Linked DNA regions of Mus musculus: region 1 is linked to region 2. A link is a loop called in an ENCODE intact Hi-C map of the cell type or tissue named here. Cell type or tissue: gastrocnemius. All regions are shown on one strand. Links, peaks and the distances in the headings refer to the core of each region. The heading gives the core; the rest is flanking DNA.

Region 1 (10,802 bases), core at 1,462-9,461, 300 kb after region 2:
ACACAGGCCAAGAAAACACTCATATGCATAGTATAAAAGTAATTTTTTTAAAAAAATCTAAAGATAAAGTCGATATTACCTGAGAAATGACGCTTGAGGTTGCTCTCTGGGACAAACACACACATGCACACATGAACAAAACGGTGAAATTAATTCACTGAAAGGACAAACAGGAGTAAAGGTCATGAATGCAGAAACAACCCCAAGTAAGAAATGGATTTGATAGAAGTACAGCCAGGGTAGGGACAAAAGGGCTGGAAGCAGCTAAGCAAATCATAAATGGGGACAGCTATTAGGTGACTCTAGGGTATGCTGTGCCCTACCTTGCGGTAAAATGGTGCAAGCCTGAGCATCAGGCAAGGAAGCCCCAATTCTCAGGACCTTGGATCTAGCTGTTCTTCATTCACTTTTTTGACAGAAGGAGGCAGTCAGGCAGAATCCTGCCACTTGTCTGTATATTCAAAGTTACTCCTGTGGTGAAGATGCTGATTAGGGTTGTGTTTTCATTTCTGGTAGAAGTTTGTGTCTACAAATACCCTTTACTTGCTCATGAGAACTATTCCACTAATAAAAATGAAAAGTGTGCATAGCCATTACAAGAAAGGAGAAAGATACACACACTACTAGTGCTCCAAACTAAAATGTAAAATTCAAATAGGTCTGTGTAGGAGCTTTTGAACATGATAAGGCAAACACCCTTTTGTATTGTCATAAGAAATAAGTAAATAAATGGTGTGGTGGTAGTCATCCATACTCTTATTCCCTAGGCAAGGAAATTCTGAGTTCAATACCAGCCTGGACTTCATAGAGAGATTAAAGATGTGGCCAAGAGTGAAGACACTCAGTCTTGGCTTTGTGCATGACTTAGAATAATCACTAAGCAGATGTACTCTGTGACAGTCACGTATCTTTGGGGGAACTTTTGTCCCTTCAAGTAACCGTATTTCTCAAATGTTACTGGTGCACATAAAAACCACCATCGAAGTCTACAAAGAGCCACCTTGCTCATTACAGTAATAAATTCTGCAGCTAGAGGTATTCCCATCTGCCTTAAAGCAAAATGATACAACATATTAACTTAAAATGAGCAAGCTCTGAAATAAGCCCGTTTCCACAAGTGAGAAGGCTCTCCTGGTGAGAACGCTCGGATTTCCCAACTGAAAGCTTCTTAGACCGGGAGAAGCAGCTCTGGGAGATGACGCTCCCAGTGCTTGTCTTTCTCGTACATACCGACTTTCCTCACTTGTATCTCCCGGTTGTGCTTGGTGACACTGCATTATGGGACTGTGACACTAGGTTACTGTGTTGTATTTGGTTTTGATTCATAGCCAAGGTTCCTGCATCTTGCTGCTTCTGGCCCCTAATCTTTACCATCATTCTGTGAATGGTACTTTCCCCCTCATTATCCACATTCAGTGAACTGAACCAGGTTTCAGTCATCTGAGAGTCCTCGACAGAAACAAGTAAGAAGGAAGAGGAGAAGAGATGGAGGAAAAAACTAACAAGCAAAACAGAAAATGAGGGGTGGCTGTCTGAGACCTAGTACTACTTGGCCAGTGACAAACTGCCAGACAAAATCGATTTCAGTGTTCTGATTGTTAGGGTCCTGATATGAAGTGAGGCGTAATGGTTTCAGCCCATCTACTGCTTCAGCCAGAGTGCTGTGTAGGGAAAAATGGTCTCTTCCCCCAATTTTCCTACTCAGTGTGGAACAGCTGTGATCAGACCTGAGGTTTTGTTTCATTGTGGAGTCTCACAGTTCCATCAGTTACAATACCCTCTACCTTAAAATTGTTAGGCTCGTTGGTTAAGTCCTAACAACACAATATAAAACACACACCTGCTGCCAAACATGGTGGCACACACCTTCCATCCCAGTTCGAGGGAGGCAGAGACAAGTGATCTCTGAGATCTCAAGACTCATCTGACCTACATAGTGAGTCAGGTCAGCTAAGACTATGTGGTGAAACTCCACTTCTGAATCAATGACAGACAGACAGCTCTCACTTCCAAGTGACCAGGAAATAGTATATTCTGGATCCAAATCAACTGCCCACAATACCAGATCATAGGCAGGTTGCTGCAAATTCCATGTTCTAATGTGGTAACAATTGCATGAAATTTTCACAGTAGTAGAACAAAGAATTTCCAGCCCTATCAAAATATAGTGGTGGAAATATCAGGTGTGTGGGGGTTAAAGCAGGAAATTTCTGCTATGGTGCTCAGATGCTGTCTGATGACATTCTTCGTTGGTAGAAGCTAGGACTCTGTTCATATAGTCCTAGAGGGTTTGCATAATAGTCCTACCAGTAGGTGGCTAAAGGGCCAAAGATAGGCAAAGATGGTTTTGGCTTCCAACTTGTTTCATTCAGTTTTCCACAGTCAATTGGGTTTGCAGAATGTTTCCCTTTGGGAACTTCAGTTCATGATCCTCAGTCCCACAAGGCCATTTCTACTTCAGACAACCCTGGGGCTTTCACAGCCTCAGGGAATTGGCTCAGTACTTTGCTGGGCCAGCTTGTTCACAAAACTCAGGGAAATGTTACCTACATCATCTGTGAGTCTGTTAGAGTTGGCCATAAAAAACACAGCTAAAACACTGGATGAAAAGGAAGGTAATATATGTCATAGGGATGGGGACTCTGTGCCTTCTCTGGCCAGTCAGTCCCCAGCTCTTCCAGGCATTCAGCACTTCAAAAACTCAAGTGTTCACATGCAACTCCATTTCCAGCACTACCTGGACTCTTCCCAGAGGGGGCTGAAAATTCCAACTAATGATATGACCTTTCTGGTGACCTGACCCACCTACCCACCTGGAACTGCTGAAGACATTCATTAGCATAAGCTGAGGTGCTGTGCAAAGGGCTCATTATCTTTGACAAAAGGTATGTGTACCACTGCCAAGCCTGAAGGGATCTAAGAATTCTAACAGGAACCAGGGACAAAGACCAGATATGTTTCATACTATTCCACAATCAGAAAGCAAAAGAGTGCTCGTACTGAGAGGCTACATCTTGCTCTTACCTTTTTTATTTTTAAGTTTGTTGTTGTTGTTGTCAATGACAGTGCTTTTTGTAGTCTCCAGCTGCCATACAATTTACTGTGTAGGTACTAATGAAAGAGAACTCTCACGGAAAAGAAACACAAGACATGGTTTGTTCTAGAGCCAAATATGAGTGACCATGGCCTGGGAGCAAAGACTTAGTTTATCTCAACTATGATGTTCTAATGAGGCAGCAATTTCATGAGCTTTTATATTTGCAGAAAAAAAAGAAAGTCATAAGGCAAACTTTTCAAATCGATCAATGAGTATGTCACTTAGGAGAGTTATAGCAATGCAAGGGACACTCTACTCTAAGATGCTAACTAGCAGCACTCTTAGCCCTTTGGTGGGTAGAAACTAAAGGTCTGTTCATTTACCTAATAGTCACCATAGAAAGGTTTGTGTGTACAAAGGAGCAATAAACGTCTATCAAGGGGTTAAAAATGCTTCAAGGTCATTTGAATCTAGACTAGCAAAATTCCAACTTCTCCACATTACTGAAGTTTGAGTCAGTCAATCAACCTTTACAGACACAGCCTCTTTGCAAGAGCTCTTGTGTCCATAAACAAGAGGGGACTTGAACTCCTGGTCCTCTTATATATCTACCTCTTGAATGCTGAGGGCACAAATGCCACACCCAGTTCATGCCCTACTGGGGTTGAACTCCAAGCTTCATGCATGCTAGACAAACATTCAACCAAGTTACGCCCCCAGCCCAGCTTTAGTTTTTTTTTTATTAACATATATCAGCTGAATTTACTGTAGTTGTTTCATACAATTACAAGACTCTGATCAAATCTAATCACACTGTCTATACTTCTCTCAAAACACAATCATTTCTAGTCAATCACTATTTTACCTGTCATTCATCTATGTTTCTTCCTTCCTTCCTTCCGTCCTTCCTTCCTTCCTTCCTTCCTTCCTTCCTTCCTTCCTTCCTTCCTTCCCTCTCTCCTTTCCCCTTCCACATAGGGAGAGAATACATAATACTTGTTCTGTGTGTCCTGCTGGAATAGCTGCAGAATCTAAGGTGTCCCTAGTGAAATGCCCTGGTTGCAGTATTTTCCTAATAATAAAATGTACCTGGAACACATGGCTAGCAATAGAAATGAAGAAAATTTGTTTATAATTTTTTTAAAAAGCACCCCCCTAGGTAGAGGGAGACTAGTGAGCTGACAAGACAGCCATTCCAAAGCTCAGTGCTACTGATCTTTAAAGGTTTTACACAGCAACCATATCTCCTGCATTCTTTGTCCCAGGTTCTGTTTATTACATTGTAGCCCAGGTCATATGGGGTTTCCAGTTTCCCTCTGCCAGCTAGCTTCTCTCATACATTAATCCTGCTGTGCCTCCCCCACGTCTCTCCCTCCCTCTCCCTCTCCCACTCTGTCTCTCTCCTGCCACAGTGTTTATTCTGATCCTAGACCAGTTCCATGTATTTCATTGCAGATGACAGGGTCTCTGTATTCTTTACATGCCACATTCTCTTTTGTTGTCTGTTGATGGATATCTACTCTGGTTTCACATCTTGGCTCTTCTGAGTAGTGCCAGCAATAAACAGGAATGTGCAGCGTGACTTAGATTCTTTTCTGGAGTGCTATAGCTAGATCATATGGGAGTTTTATTTTTAGTCTTAGAGGAATCTCCATAATGATTTCACAGTGACTGTACCAATTTACATTCCTACCAGCAGTATAAGCCCATCAGCATTTGCTAGTTGACATTGTGTGTGTGTGTGTGTGTGTGTGTGTGTGTGTGTGTGTGTGTGTGTGTTAGTGCACATTCATATGCACTAAAGTATGCACAGGTGCTGTGGGACAACCCAGAGGCTGACAACGGGTGTCATTCCTCAGTTCTTTATCTTGTTTATTGAGACAGGGTCTCTCACTGTCCTAGTGCACAGTCAGTAGGCTAAGCTGGCTAAATGACGAGCCTAGGGACCCATTACCTCCCCATCCCTTAAGCTCTGGGGTTACTCGCATGCAACCATGTTTAAATTTTTTCCTTTTTAAAAAATATAAATTCTGGGTGTGGAATTCAGGTCTGCACATTGACAAGGCAAGTGCTTTCCTGCCTGTGCTATCTCCCCACCATAGTCTTTGATTTTTTTTATAACAGAGACTCTTACTGGGATCAGATGGTACCAGCACACACCGGCTGGGAATGCCTCTCAGATACTGCTTCTCAGCTCATGTAACTCTTGAGCCAGTGCTTACCATCAGCTTTCTCTGGTGCTGTGAGCACCGTGTTCACAGCCACTCAGCACAGTCCACTGTGGTGGGAGCTTTGGTAAAAAGCATGTGATCATTCTTGTTATCTTGCTTATGAAAATATTTGCACACCAGGTTTTACTTTATTAATATGTAGGTTTTGTTGTATCAGGAGAGAATTACTTGTGGGAACTAAAGTATGTCTTTTCATAACCTTAAAAAACACTGGGTTTAGGATTCACTTTCTCTATCAGGAAGCAGGACAGATAAAATTCCTCCAGTGTGAGAAGTGATGATGACCAGGCCCTCGGGATCTCACTGCTGGCATGGTCAGTTATGTTGATATCCTTGTCTGGCCAGGGCAAAGAAGGGCACTTTGGACATCTTGCTGTTCCTACTCGCCCATCACCACCATCTCCTTCTTAGAGAAGAAAGTAGCTAAAAGTTCTCTTAAGGTGATGTGGAAAGACAAAATCAAAAGGAACACAAAGCTACTCATATCACCCTAAATTAGACTTTTAAATATGCTATTGATATCAGAGAAATCTTATCTCAGTTTTCTCCTGGAATATGGCAAGGAAGTCATTAATCATTTGATGTTAAATTTATACAGATTGCTGAATAAATGACAAGGGCTAAGACCACAGGCAGTGAAGCAAAGGCAAAAGGAGAAGAGCAGGAAGAAAAGGGGTCATTTCCTCAGCAGGCTACTGGAAGCACGAAGCCAGTAGTCATGTTTATTTCAAGCCTCGCTCCCTGGATTCCTGCCTACCTAAATGGCAAGTAATTTTAAGAGCTTAGAAAATCTTGCCAGACACAAAGATAGAAACATACTGTAGTATCCAGCAGCTTCAAACAGTTGCAAGCTTGTGAGCTTGGGGCAGAAATGAACGTTGCATAACTTCAGGAGTATACCACCAGCTCAGCTGTTATTGTACAGGCAGCCAGGTCAGCTGTCATCAGAACACCATAGAGTATAGACCCAATGGAGAAACAACACCAATTGAAAGGATTGGTCTTCATTAGTGGGACCCAGGGGTGTGACTTTACATGTGTCAGCTCCTGTGGTTGTGTGGTGTCATGGTTTTCCTCCTTTAACACATTGGTACTTACCCTGGTTTAAAAGAGCCAGGGCTCCCACTTTAGAGACCTGGGCCTGCACTTCCACTTATAGTTAGCATAGGAGAGGGAACCAGGACACAGCTGCATCCCAGATAGAATAAAACGTATCAAGCAGAAAAGAAAAGGAGAAACCTATCAGAGGAAAAAAATTCCTTTAAACATGTTATTTTTTAGTCTTTGGATGTGTCTTAGCAGAGTGCTTGCCCAACCTGTGTGAAGTTCCAGGTTGTACGGCCAACACTGCCATTACAGAATGTAGTGGCACATGCCTGTCATCTCAGCATTCTACAGACCAGAAGCTCAAGACCATCTTTAGCAACATGAGGAGTTTGAGGCTAGCCTCGGCTAAAGAGAAAGACCTTGTTTCAAGTGGAGGAAGAGAACCATATTATTTTAAAACATCATTTAATTTTATTAGCCATTTTTATTTGTTGACTTTTGGAGAAAGTGTCTTGCTATATAGTCCAGGCTGGCCTCAAACTCTCAACTCTCCTGCCTCTGTCTTCCAAGTGCAGAGGTAACAGATATTTCCCACTGTACCAGCTTTGGACTTGTTTTTTAATCCTATGCCACCTCATTTAGCCATGATTGTTCAACATTAAAATCCCTGAGCAGCAATCTTGGGGCTGCTTGCCCCTATGATTCTGTTGAGTCCTAGGGTGTTAGTCAGTTCTCCAGCAAATGTTCTATTGAGTGTCTATGTTCTATGGTGAGAACTCTCTAACAGTACATTGAGAATACTGAAGTGGGTGAGATATGGTCCCTTTCCAAAGGCCACATTCTTACCAAGCTCCACATCTCTTTCCAGGTAAGAATTCTTAAATCACCTTCTTGCATCACTCAGGAGCCACTAGGATTGGTTTTTTTGGACAACATGAGACTCTTACAGTCATTTTAGAATGAACATTGAACTTGCTCAGAATCCATCTCTGCATTTATGAACCCTCCCCATGAAACGCCTTCCCTTTTCAGACACAAAGGTATGTTTATTGCTTTGACGGCAAAGCCTCCTTGACTGTCATCTGACCCAGGGATCCACCAACCAATCATTTCATACAACATCTACCATTATATTACCTTTGTGAAGAATTCACAGAAGTCGCCCACAACCTGGCAATTTCAAGCCTAGATTCCCCATTGGCACTCAGTTAGGATGCCCCCATGGAGGCACTATGCCAAATGTAATAAGTGAACTAGCTAAAGTAATTCAGTGTGTGGAGTTCCCACACAGGTCTGATATGTTAAGGAGAGTCACATCTGAGCTGGTCTTACTTGCTATTTAGGGCAGCATTAATTTTTGTGAGTGGCAGCCCACCTTTGTGCATATAAATTGGGTAATTACACTAGTAAATTGGAATTTCTGCATTCAGAAACAGCACCTGTAAATAACAGGAGGACGGGGAAAGAGGCCAATTGAAACGTTGGCCCTTAGTATCTGAAAGCAGCACATTCCAGAGAGCTGAAGACAGAGTTCTGAAGAGAGCATCAGCAATGGCATGGGAGAAGAGACCCAGCCATTGTGCTCAAGCATCGCCTTCTATTTAAAGATAATGATGTGGTCCATGAAAGTCAACACGTGAAAAGTGCAGTTTTTTCTCATCTCATCACAATCCCCAGCCCAGTAACAGTTGTCAGGTGTACTTGGGCTAGTCATAATGTGTTAGACGTTGCCAAACTATTACCTCTGTATCCATGGGGAAGACATTGACAATCGATTGTTTCTGTATCCCTGGAGTCAAAGGAGAAGTGCTGTGCAACAGCATCATCCCCGTCTGTTTTTCTGGGAAGTAAAGGATGGCTACTGGACTTGGCTAGACATTAACTTTTCCCTGTCATCTGAAACTTGGAAAATGCAGCTACTACAATGTATCAGGAGTTAACCACCCTCCCTCCCAAGGCCTCAACTGTACACAAGGGAACTAAAATGATCATGTAAGAATGATCACATGATCCAGGCCACTTGCCCACATATCCCATCTCATCTTAGCAGCTCTGTGAGGTAGGTGCTTCCTATACAGTGGGTCTCTAATATCCCACAGAGGCCAATGTGTGCAGCACTGGGCCCCCAGAGAGGTGCTATTGGGAAGTGATGAAACCTTTGGAGGTCAGGCTTAATGGGAAAAAGTTAGCAGGTTGGAAAAATGTCCTTGAGGTGGACTGTGGGACCCAAGTTCCTCCTCTCCTTTGTGTTGTGGCCACAATATGATGTTATCATCACCACAGGCCTAAGGTCATTAGGACCAAAATGATCACACATGGACTGAAACTGTTCCACTCTGAGTTAAAATCAACCTTTCTGTTTCATGTGGACATGGGGAGAATGTGTTCATGTGGGTGTTTAAACGTGAATGTTTGTGTATGTTCATATGAAAGCCACATACTGACTTTGTTATCTTCCTGGATCACTCTCCACTTCTTTTTTGAAAATAGGCTCTCTCGTTGAATCATCTAGAGCTGACAGATTCAGACAGGCTGGCTGGCCAGCAAGCCATAGAGATCCTTCTGCCTCTGTCTCCTCAGTGCTAGGGTTACTGATACATGCCATATTGCCTGGCTTTGTCTGTGGATGCTGAGCCTCTAATCTCCTCATGCTTGAGTTGTAGGCTCCTTACTGCCTGAACCATCTCTCTAGTCCCCAACCTTTTCTCTTGATAGAGTTACTGTCTCAGGTATTCCTTAGAGTGATAGAAAGCTGACTGATGCAAATTGTTATCATTGCCACTGTATAGAGTAGAAAACTAAGAGTGGCTAAGGAACTTTTCATAGCAGTTACTTTTCTCATTGCTGTAACAAAATACATAAAAAGAAGCAATTTGAGGAAGGACAGGTTTGTTTGGACTTAGGGTTGGAGGGGATACATTCTATCATGGCCCAGAAATCAGGGCAGCAGGTGTATGAGGCTAGCTGCAGGTTACATTCCATAAGCAACCAGAATGTAGAGAATGAAGAGAAGTTGAAGCCAGGCTATAAAACCTCAAGGTCCCAGTGACATACCCTCTCTAGTGAGTTTCCACTTCCTAGAGGTTCCACAATTTAGGAGCCTGTGGGGAACATATTATATTTAAAGCGAAGAACTCATTCAAACTCTTCTAAAGGGTAAATGGCAGAAGACACCAACATTTTGGCAAAGTAGATGGATCAGATCTGAGTGGATGTTTATTTCAGTGGGAGGAGGTGGAAGGAGGCTTAATGTGTAGCCTAAGTACTTCCCTTGTTTGAGGTGGGATGAGAGATGCTATATGGTACTGGGAAAATGTCACATTCTCAAACGGATTGGCACACAAGCTAAGGCTGCAGCCTGGACTAGCTCGCCAGCTCTAAAGCTGCTCACAACATCTTGTAACCATCCCTATATTCTTTTCCAAGAAAACATCCAAAACTTTTACTCAGTAGCCATGAAACTTGAGTCAGTGCAACACCTTTGGTCTTGTTGGATTCAATAGTACATGCTCAGTGTTTCCAAAGCTAGCATAGATAGTACTTACCCAGTCACTGAGGTGCCACAGGATTCAAATACAGTGGAAATGGCTTCACTCACTAAGTTTTTGTTTTTGTTTTTGTTTTTTCAAATCTCATACCATGACTCCAGCCTGCACTATTCTATTTTGTATCAAGGCTCTGTGGGCATTGCTAAAATATAAATTAAATCTGAGATCTTAATAGACTTAACCATAGTATTCTCAAAGACCTCTGCATATGTGCACTTACACACACACACACACACACACACACACACACACACACACAGCGAAGTTTGGTCTAGATTTAGATTATCAGATTTTTCCTAAGAGATAAGCCACAGAAGAAAGTTGTTTTTGACAAGAAAATGAGATCAGACCAGAAGGGTGGCCCGAGCAATTTCTGAGGAACATCAGGGTGGGGGTTGCTGAGGAGAGGTGATGCACTACAGCTAAGACCTTGTAAAGAGAGCAAACCTCTCCTACGTCTCTGTCTCTACATAAGTTTGACAGATGTAGCTTCTACTTTATATGGCCATGTAATGACCCTCATATCTATATGTGGTCTCCAGCTCATTTCACTGTTCTGGGAGTATTCATAGTCATTTTCTCCTTGCTGACAAAATATCTGAGAATTTAAGGGGTTGAAGAGTTGATTTGGGTTCACAGTTGGAGGAGGGATAGTCTATCATCATAAGAAAAGCCTGACAACGAGAACCCGCCCCTACAGGCAGGAAAGAAAAGTAAACAGGAAGTGAGGGGAGGGATGTACCTCAAGGAGTGTCCCACTTCCTCCAATGAGGCTCCACCTTCTAGAGATTACAGAACCTTCCCCTAGGTCACCAATAGTTGTTAGACCAAGTGTTCAAACACATAAGGCTGAAGAAGACATTTCACATTCAAATCACAGAAGATAGGCTCAAGTAGAACTTTGAGGATGCAGAGCCTGGTAACATATTATATTAAAAA
Region 2 (10,802 bases), core at 1,042-9,041:
TTGCTTTCAGAAATAGTTGGCAAAGGATAAGTCACTTAATTTATAATTCAATATGATTTATCAGCAATCAGCATCCATGCTCAGGAATTTGGTAAAATTGAGAACATCTACTCACAAATTGTTTGCAAATGCACCAAAATGTTTATGAATGCTAAGTTTACAATGCTGAGATGATATTACATTTTACATACATTTTAGTATTTACTACATTTGAGTTTCATTATCCCTGTTTTGAGTCCAATGAATTTTTTTTTCTGGATGAAGAAATAGATGATTGGATTGTCATTACTTAAATAGTTTGCAAGTCCCAGGCAATCTGATCCTCAGCTTAATGGCTGGGATGATCCTGAGGTGGTAGGAAGGCACGGAGACAGCAGACGCTGAAAGGGCTAGTGGTAGACCCCTTTTCCTTTGTCCATGAGAAAAGAACAGAGAGGCAGGCATCTTGAGATGCATGCTAGAAAAATCCCTCTCTGTCTCTTCTCTGCATATTGAGAGGGTGTCATCCTCTCTCTGTGCTGTGACTTTGGGCGCATGTGTGAGTGTGTATGAGAACAGGTGCACATGTCAATGTGTGTGCTTGTTTCTGTGTGCCCACATGTGGATATGTGTGGGCATATGTACACATGTATGAGTGTAGATATTTCAGTAAAATGGTGGGCCCCTACTGTTCCTATGAGAATGTTTTGGCAGCTGGCATATTTAAGGTGTCTGTGGATGGTGCTAAGAGCTCCTTGGCTCCTTGCCATTCCCCTACTCCTCCCCCACCCTGTGGCCATTCCTTCCATTGGTAAGTGGAGCCTGGACAGATTCTGAGGAACTTCAGCTGTCCAGGAGAAAGCCATGACATGTTTTCCCACTTGCCTAGCTCTCCTCAAAGTGAGTCTTCTTCCTCTGTTCTCCCATGCTGGGGCTAGTCAGGGCATTCTTAATCTGTAACAACTTCAGTCTTCTCCCTTTAAAATAATCTTTTAAGAAAACAGGAGAAAATATTTAAATATAAAATTTTGTACTTTCTTTTCCTTTTGTGTAACAAATTCCCCATGTAACAACTGGACAATTCAGTTATAAACATTAAAGTACTTCTATTCATATGTTACCCTGAGAAGGTACTGCTTTAACCATCAAGGAAGCATAAAACAAACCACAATGAGATACCATGTTACCATGGTTAAAATTGCAAAACAATTGCACAAGCACTATAAATAGCCAGTGAGGATGTAAGAGGGTAGAACATTACAATTGTGTGGAAGTCCTGAAAATGGCCAAAATCAAATCCATCTTACCCTCCAGCCACTTCACTCCTGAATATATTCCCAAAGGAAATGAAACCAGCACCCCAAAGAGGACTGCATATCTAGGTGTTTCCGTGCATAGTAGCCTAGATACAGAATCAGTCAAAATGCCTGGAAAGAGATGAATGAATACATAAAATATGGCATACAGACACAGTGGGCTATTACCCAACTATAGAAAAGGACAGAATCCTGCATTTACAGAAAATGGATGGAAGTGAAGATTATTATGTCAAATGAAATAAGCCTGAGAGATAGATGGGCACTATACACTCAGCTGAATATGGGATGGACGCTGAAAACATGAACCTGAATGCAGAATAGTGACAATAGGAAGTTTGGAAGAGACTTAAGGATGAGGAATAGCTGAAAAGTTACACAAGCTGATCTCATGGAAATACCACACTGACTCCTCACTAATAAGTGGCACTAATTAATCAACAAAAAAAGAAAGAAAGAAAGAAAGAAAGAAAGAGAGAGAGAGAGAGAAGGAAGAAAGGAAGAAAGGAAGAAAGGAAGAAAGAAAGAAAGAAAGAAAGAAAGAAAGAAAGAAAGAAAGAAAGGAAGGAAGGAAGGAAGGAAGGAAGAGAGAGAGGAAGAAAGGAAGGAAGAAAGAAAGGTGAGCACAGAATCTTGTTACAGAAGCTGTTCTGTATCCTTCCTCCCCTCTTAAAATCTTATTTCAAATAAGTTTGGTCCTTTTACATAGAGTATTTTGGGACCTCCTGTGCACTCCATCGCTTTGAGGTTTCTCTGCTGTTGAATATATGTTTTCAAATTGTGTTATTATGCAGCACACTTTGGTGATTGTCTTTGCTCTTAGATACGTGCTTACATTGTTGATTGTGTTTGTTTGTGGTCATAAAAGCTACATGATATAAGGGTTTGTACTGTAAAGGCTTTTATACGTTTTCATTTTTAAGCTGTCTCCTCCTCATCTTCTTGCTCCTCTCTCACTCTGAAGGTCCCTTTATCTTGACTTTCAATATAAAAATTAGAGATGACTCAGTGGACTTGGAGCCAGCTTGGGAAAGATCAAAATGCCAAAAACTTAATTTTGTAAAACAACTCTGTCTCCTTCAAAGTTGGACCCACTCCTGTTTTAACCTCCATTCAATGTCTGACTACCAGGCTCAGACACTGATGCCAGAGAACCCATCTCAATCATAGCACACCCTGGGTGTTCACAGGGCCTGAGTGAATTGAAGGTTACCTGTGATGAGCACAGAACCTAATTCTCCAAAGTCACCATTCCCCTCCCCTTGAAACTTGTGGTGCTTGTGGGACTCTGACTGCATCAACCAGACATTCTGATTAAAATCTAATTATTTAAAAAGCCACCAGATATGTGTTGCTTGAAAATAGGAGGGACAGAGGAAGGGACAGAGAAGGTACAAAGCACACTGATATACCTACATGTATATCTACATCTATCTATCTATCTATCTATCTATCTATCTATCTATCTATCTATCTTTAACCTGGAATAAACTTTCTTAAATCATTACCTAAAGGGCTTTGTCACAAAATTTGCTACATCAACTTTTGGTACGGTAACAAAATGTTTCTATTTTATTTTATAAATAAAATGAGGTAAAACCTAGCTTGTTTCAAGTAAGTATGGGATATTTTAGAATTATTGTGCCATATTATATAATAAGTGATACATAAATGTTCATGGTCTGGGGGAAACTCAGTCTGTAAAGCATGGGGCCTGGACTTTGATTCCCCAGAACCCACATAAAAAACCTAAGCCTGACCATAAGTCTCTATGATCCCTGTGCTGGGAAGTTGGAAGCCTGGAGATCCCTGGGGTAAGCTCAGTGAGATACCTTATCTAAAAACATATGGTGGACATCAATTGAGTAAGACATCCAAAGTTTACCTCTGGTCTTACCGCATCCCTATCCCACATATATAAATGCATGAGAGTTCAAAAAGCCTTTTTATCTTAACATTTCTTCTGTATATGTATTTGCATGTAATATATGCATGAGTACATATTTGTGTGTGTACATGCATATACAGATATATGTGTGTGCGTGTACATGGGATGGTGTCAGAGGTTTGTATTAACCATTTTCTTAATAGAAACAAAAACTTTCAGTTTTTGAGCTACCAATTGCCTAGTTTGGCTCATCAGCAAGTTCTAGGGAATCAACCTATCTCTGCCCCACCCCACCAGTATGGTTATAGGTGTTATAGGTGCACACCACTATGCCCAGCTTCTAGTGGGTGCTAGGGATTCAAATTAGGTAATTATGCTGGCATACCATGCACTTTACCAACTGAGCATCCTTCCAGTTCTCCCAGCCCTGGCAAAAATCAAAAACCAAAAACCAAAACCAACAACATCAAGAAAAAAAAAAGTGGGATAATAACATAGGTTTTCTTTCTTTTCATTAGTGCCCCGAGCAGGCTGTATAGGGTTATAAAGTCTTAAGTTAATGAACTTAAGTGAGATACCTTATCTAAAAACATATGGTGGACATGACCAGAGGCCATTGTAACATTTCCAGATGGGAGAAGAGAGCCAGGTACGACTGTTCTGGAAAGGTCATAAGCCTGTGTATAGAAGAGAATTAAAAGTGCAGTTCTGAATGACCAACACACAATGCTTTTGTGGTAGTTTTCTGAAGAGAATGTTGGATCAATATAAAACCATGTCCAATTGGCAGTGATGTCTAAAATAACTTCAGATCTGGCTTCAGAAAGAGCTAGGAGAGAAAAAAGAATTACACAAAGAAGCATGTGGGCAACAAGAAATTTGTCTTTCATAGAACAATCTTGATAACAGATAATTCATTCACAGAAGCTCCTGAAAGTATTCAGCATGCTTGTGACAGAAGTCTAGAATAATGAGAAAAGGGTGCATGTCTCAATTCAGTCTAAGACATATCATTCTGAGGGCTGGGAAGACGGCTGTCAGTAAAGAGTTTGTCTTACAAGCATAGGACTTGAATATGATCTTCAGAACCCATGTTGAAATGTTGGTCACATATGCTTGAAACCTTGGTGCTAAGAAGAAGAGACAGGTAGATCCCGGTGGCCTGATTGCCAGGAAGCCTAGACGACTTGTAGTGTTCCAGACCGAGATTGGCAGCACTAAAGGAATCATACCCAGGGATGGTCTCCGGCTACCACATGTATGCAAACAAACGTACATGCAAACGTACATGCACACATTCATGCACACACACGCACACACACACTCTTACCATTTGACATAAGAGCTTGTAGTTGTATGAATTTTATAAGCCATGAACATGACTGTCTCTTCATTTACTAGGATTTATGCAGTAACTAGAGCACTATTAAAGACAATCTCTGAAGGTCAGAACAATGTGAACAGCCTGGATGTGTGCACTGTCAGCTGAATAAGCCATGGGGCTGAAGGGATAGGCCTGGAATTCTTCCACAGAGTAGGCCTGGCAAATTCCCATGAAATTAGGTCACTAGGCAAGTGTCCCAGGGCTGGCAGCATACTTAGGATTCTTACCTAATCTCCCTTCTAAGTGTATTTTTTAAGAGTCTTTAGCACTTAGAAATTTTGCTAAGGTAGTATCTGAAATAGCAGAATGGTCTGGAAGTACATCAGATGAATGCTAAGTCTGAAGAATACAGATTAGAAAGCCCAAAGAAGGAAGAGGGAAGCTTAGACATAGAGACTCCAGGGTAAGGACTATTCCATTAACAAGCATTTACCACAAATGTTCAATATGTCCAATAGTCCAGTGTCTCTGTAAGTCAGGAAGTAGAAGTCCTAGGTTGGGTTTCCATTCATTGGAAATTTGGTAACAGCCCAAATAGGGCAAATGCACCATTTTAACCCACACCTCCCCTCTGATGCTCTTCAGAAAGATGACCTTGACTCTGGATGCAATAAGTCTGGAAGCACTGGCCTACCATACTGAATTACAAGGTTTACTCTCTTCTGGCATCTCAGAGTTCCAATTCTGTTTTTAGATTCCTCTTTCCTGGCACCTTTGCTTTTAAATTTCTCTGAACAAATACCCACTTGAGTGCTCTTGGAGATCCAATAGTGGTTCTTAATCAACAGAACGTTAAGGTCAAGTGTTTGGAACTTAAAGAATTCTCCTTTATCTTAGTATGTAGTTATTCCCCATGTAGCCAGTAACAATACAACTTCCCGGGGAATAGTTAGAACCTCCAGTCACTGTCTGAAGTTCCTGACAGGGTGAGAAGGTAGTCCTTTGCCTCTGTGTGCCTCACTGAAAAGGTGACACATGCTCATAGAACACTCATAAAAAGATAACATCTTAGACTCAGAGTCTGACAATGTGGGCTTTTTAAATTTTTTTTCAAAAGGAAGTATTAGGCACTGGCCACTCTCAACTAACAGGTTAAAATTATGTGTTAGAGGGATGTCTGCCTCCTGATGGGGACACCACGATGTTACATGTACCCTCCTTTAGCTTCAATTCACTGACAGCAGAATTTTCTGTTTCTTATTAATTTTATCATCTTCTAATAGTGAGGAATTGCTCATGTCACATTGTAAACCTAATTATTTGAAAAAGGATGTTATATCACATGTGGCTGACTGCTTATCTGTAATGTGCAGAAATACTAATCTTATTTGGAAATAACCACAAGGATCTGCTAAATTATGGATAAAGTCTGAATCACTTTATGCCTAATTATAAAAATAATGAGTAAAATATCAAAGAAATTTGTTTGGGGAATTCTAGTGAGAGAAAGAAGCACTAATAATTTTCCTAATAGGACTTTGGAAATAACTATACTCCCAGTTTTATAGGAAAATAGTTTCATTATTATTAATGTTTTTAATTCCCAAAAGTTAGTTGTGATTTTTTTTCTTTACATAAGCTTGCTTGGAAAACAGACAAAATGATATCATTATTATGTGAATTTTATTGTCTCTCTATGAAAGCAAATATAAACAGAAAGATTAATTTCAGATAAAGATAAAGACATCTTTGCAACTAAACAGTCCTTGGCAAATGAGTTTAATTTCCTGGGACTTGATGTCTGCATCTATAAAATAAAGAGACTGGGATTAGATCACCCCTGATGGGAATCCTGAGGGTGTGTGTTCCTCAGTCAGAGGGATCTGCACGTCTCTATACTCACTGCCCTATGGAAGACTCCTGGGAAGGCTGTGCATTGGGGGGCTTCACCTCTGCTGATGTCAAATGGTCCCAGTTGATTTAGATACAGAATTACCCTCTGGCTGCTTTATTTGACTAAGTCAAAATAGCCACAGTTTTGGTGAGTGCTGGCTGGAAGGATAGTAAGTGCCCCAGTCCCCATAGCGAGTTGTTTTGTGTGCTTCAGACAAGACAGTGAAGAGCTAAGCCTGGTGTCCTTTCCTCTCCTTTCTCCTTCACCCCAACTAGCCTCAAACTCACTGTATGGCTGAGGATGATCTTGAACTCCAGATCCTCTGACCTCTGCCTTCCCACACAGATATTCATCACTAAGCTTTAGTAGGGGCTTTATGCATGCTGGACAAGAATCTACTCAGCTACTTCTCTAGCCCTCATTTCCCCTTAAACAAATATTAGAATCCCGTATCTTCATAAATCCGTTGTGCTTTCTCATGTCTTAAGATACCCAGATTTTTAGCTTCCACAAACATTGAAAGTCACAAATGCCATGAACATTTAAAGGACCATAAGTTAAACCTACCTACAACTCATGTGCCACTTAGGGACAAGTCTTTTTAAATTAATAAACAAATCCCAAGGGCACAAAAGGGACAGATGACCAGAACTCTAGTCTAGACTTTCTCATGCTTCATTAACTGTCACAGATCACTAACCACATTTACTCTTCAAGCACTGACAATTGTCACCTCGCACATGGTGGCACACATGCTGAAGAATGAAAGAAAGCCACTCATTTAAGTTACAGTTGAGACATAAAATGGGTGTTGTAGGAGTTGATGCTGATGCTAAGGTCCTGTTCACCAATTGGTTCTTGATCCATCAGTAAAGGAAGAAGAGACCAGTGACTAAGAACAGGGCGGGACCCTTAGAGTTGGCAGAATTGAGGGAGCTGGGGAAGAAGAAGGAGGTAGTAGCTGCAGGAGATAAAGCCATCTACATTTTTGGTTTGAGTGGCCAATGGCTACTCTATTCAATTATGTCTGGGGTGGCAGGGGAAGTTTAGCAGTGCACAGTCATTAGGTTAGCAAAGGCATTTTAAGATTAACTGGTGTGTGTGTGTGTGTGTGTGTGTGTGTGTGTGTGTGTGTGTATGTGTGTGTGTGTGTGTGTGTGTGTGTGTTGTTGTTGTTGTTGTTGTTGTTGCTTCCTCAGTGGATCTGGGTGGGGGATGGTAGTGCAGCCTGTTCCCAAAGCTTAAGGCATAGTAGCAAAAGCTACACACTACAGTGTAACTGATGATAAAACATTATGTGTTATATTATAAAAAACCAAAAGCAGCAGTGACTGCCAGTGTGAAGTGCCCATTCTGACAGCCTGCTAACCCCCCATCATCCATCATTCCCATGTCACGAAAAGAACTCTAGAATTTCAGGTGTAGACCTTGATATACAGTTTGCTTAGAATTCTGTTTGCTAAAACAAAATGAAACAAAACAAAGCATATACATATAGTTTGCTTTAAAAATAACAAATGACAATGACAAGAGTCTGTGAGTTCCTGAGAAGAAAGCATGAATATTGATGTATTAGGTAGCCTTAGATAGGTAGAAATTAATAATTTGTTGATTCCATTCAGGTCAGTGCTTGCTTAAGTAAGAAAGGTAGGGTCACATAGAGATGTGTGCCTAATGAAGAACAGGCTATGCGGAATCTTCCTATACCCTCCTAGAATGAAGAAACAAGTCAGAGAACCCTCTTCCTTCCATTTCTTATGGATTCCCTCCTCCTCCTTCTCCTCCTCCTCCTTTTCCTTCTTCTACATGAAACTGTGTCTCTAACTGAGAATTCCTTGGCTCTGTGGGGAGCTATGAGAGTTAAGCAGGCCCTCTGTTTTGTGTCAAAGAACAAAGGAACAGTGCCCCGGGTTTCCTGAAGAACATCAATTTGCATTTTTTTTTAAATCTCAGTTTCCCACAAACTTGCAGAATCACCTCATTTTTAAAAGAAGTACTTGTTTTGACTTCAAATATTCTTTATACTTGTCCTGGTCATAAGCATTCCTTCAGAAAGCATCAGAGCTGCCAGGCTCCGCTGGAATCATGGTATCCCTTCCTGAGTGAAGGACTGGGGAACAAACTGTCCCTTTTCTTTATTACCTTGTCCACCTGCAACCTTTGAACTTCATGAGACTTAAACAAATTAAAGGATTAGATTCCATGACAACTCAAGGTAATGAAAACCTTTCTCCAGGGAATCAACTGAGCTAGAAAGACTAGATGTGAATTTCCTAGGGTCATGGCATTTGACTCTTCCATGAGCCATTATGAAAAGGTAAGGGACATTCTTCCTAGACCTCTGCTAAGCGGCTATGGTTTGAACTAGAAAGTTGTAGATTTGACCTCAGATATGAATTTCTTTTCCCTGTATGGCTACAGGCATTTAGAGAAATTGGTGTAAATAGCATACTTTAAAAATTCTTCTAAACTGGGTGTGGTGATAAGTGCCTGGCATCCCAGAATAAAACTTTAGAATGAAAGAAAAATTAGTTGATCAGCTTAAAGGTGAGTCTGAGGTTTAACCTTATTAAAACTACAGTGTACTTTGGAAAATTAAGTGAATAGATGCAGGAGGATGGGGAGTTCAAAGTCACCCTTGGCTACACAGCAAGTCAGAGGTAACTGTGCTATGTGAGATCCTATTCCAGGAACAGCGAACCAACCAACAAACAACAATCCTCCCAAATAAAAAACAAAGGTGTTTCCAGTTCAAAGACTCTAACATGAAGCTAGAAGAGTTCCACTGTGGCAAAGCCAGCCATGAACAGTGCACACAAGTCTGCAGAGAACACAACATCTCATGATGGGGGCAATCTGTCTTTAGATACTCAGTGATTACACAGGAAATACATTCATGTGGCAATCCATAAGCCAGGTATGTTATTTCATGCCTGTAATCACAGTACTCTGGAGGTTTCAGCAGCAGAATTTCCTTAAGGTAAAGGCCATCTAGAACTGCATAGAATTCTAGGCAAATCTGGGCTACATAGTGAGTTCTGGGCCAGCCTGGGCTATATGCAAGTTTGACATAAACTGGGCTACAGATCAAATTCTAGACCAGAGTGGGGTATGGTAAGAGTGAGATTCTATATCATATATTAGGAAATAAATAAATTAAATCCTAAGCAATGCCCATTGCAACCATTCTTTTGCTTTTAAGCTTTTGTGTAGAAAGCGACAGCAATCTACACATAACAGTCACCCACTGAGAGAGAGCTTGGAGTTTGCAAGTTAGAAACAGCAGCTTCTGGATTATTATGAAATGCCCACACTGCTGTATTTGCTGCAGCAGGTCGCACCATGTCAACTTATGACTGAAGGTTCTGGGTCCTCTCACTGCAACAGAAAAAAGGCGAAGGTAATTTCCCACCTTAGGGAAGAACTGGGGCTCAAAAAAAATCATTAAGTGTATCTAAGCACGTACAAGATTATGGAATTAAGAATTAAGAAGGCCTTCCTGTGATTTTTTTCTGTGAGTTATTTACTAAGGACCTTCCTGCTCGCACATCTCCTGCATCCTGAGTGTGGAAACTGCTGGAGTAATGTTGGCAAGAATTCAGGGATGAAGTAAGAAGTCTTGGAATGAAAGCAGAGCTGGCTGATTAACTGAGGGCTGGCCTCTTTAAATCCACACTGCACTCTGAGATAAAAATTGAGTCTGTGTCTTAGTTGACCATCAACTTCCCAATCTCTACTTGACCTTCCCAGGTTGGTTTGAAATCAATTGTTTTCTCTTCTTGAGAAAAATTCTTATTGTTTTTCCCAAGGCAGTCAACTTTCTTCCACAGGGGGGAAGAAATGTCCTGATAAAATAGAGTCTAAACTACAAGGGGGGAAAAATGCCTTAAATCCCCACAATAGAGAAGTTCCTAGAGCTGGAAGACACTAGACATTCTCTGAAGGTTACTGAAGTAATGAATTAATGAAAGAATGAGAGAACTAGAGGGGTGCCCAGCAGTGGACTTGTGAATGCGTGGTGTTTCCTGTGCCCTTGTGATTTGTCTGGACCTCTGGTGTTGTGCTGGTTAAGCCTGAGCTAGTTTGTTTCATTCAGAGCTTGGCTCCCAGCATGCCTGACTTAGTAACTGTAAATTCCATGGTGAGCTTGAAAATAGCCCTCTGCACACTTTCTCTATCAATTTAGCCTGGTCTTACCAGACCTGAAGTTTTACGAAATCCCCAGTATTATAAATTCCCATCAAAGGCCAGTGAGACATCTAGAGAAAAATGTTCTGTTAGGTTCACTGAAAATGAAGACAGCAGGTTTTCCCTTTAGTTCCTTGGATTATTTATTACAGGTCTACAGTGTATCTCATCTCCCCGGTCTTTTCTGAGGATATTTAAGTTCAGATTTCTCTC

Evidence for each region. A loop is a pair of places that touch in the nucleus more often than their neighbours do. Peaks named below come from ENCODE experiments on the same cell type or tissue, not always from the same donor. Only the 100,000 strongest peaks of a DNase experiment are listed, where the experiment ranks them.
Region 1: it touches region 2 in a loop (1.9-fold over the local background); 2 of 42 quality-filtered maps call a loop at or near these places.

Annotation. Positions count from the first base shown.
Region 1 is chr8:127,909,575-127,920,376 of GRCm38, reverse strand. No RefSeq gene overlaps it. Among named protein-coding and RNA genes, the nearest start is that of Gm32590, 110 kb to the right of the region's middle. In gastrocnemius, for the core only: no CTCF peak of the experiment used is centred there; no DNase peak of the experiment used is centred there; H3K27ac peaks cover 3,647 bases.
Region 2 is chr8:128,213,669-128,224,470 of GRCm38, reverse strand. All of the region lies in intron 1 of A930035F09Rik (a long non-coding RNA gene), which reads left to right. Among named protein-coding and RNA genes, the nearest start is that of Mir21c, 59 kb to the left of the region's middle. In gastrocnemius, for the core only: no CTCF peak of the experiment used is centred there; DNase peaks (open chromatin) are centred at 4,378 and 4,730; H3K27ac peaks cover 1,335 bases.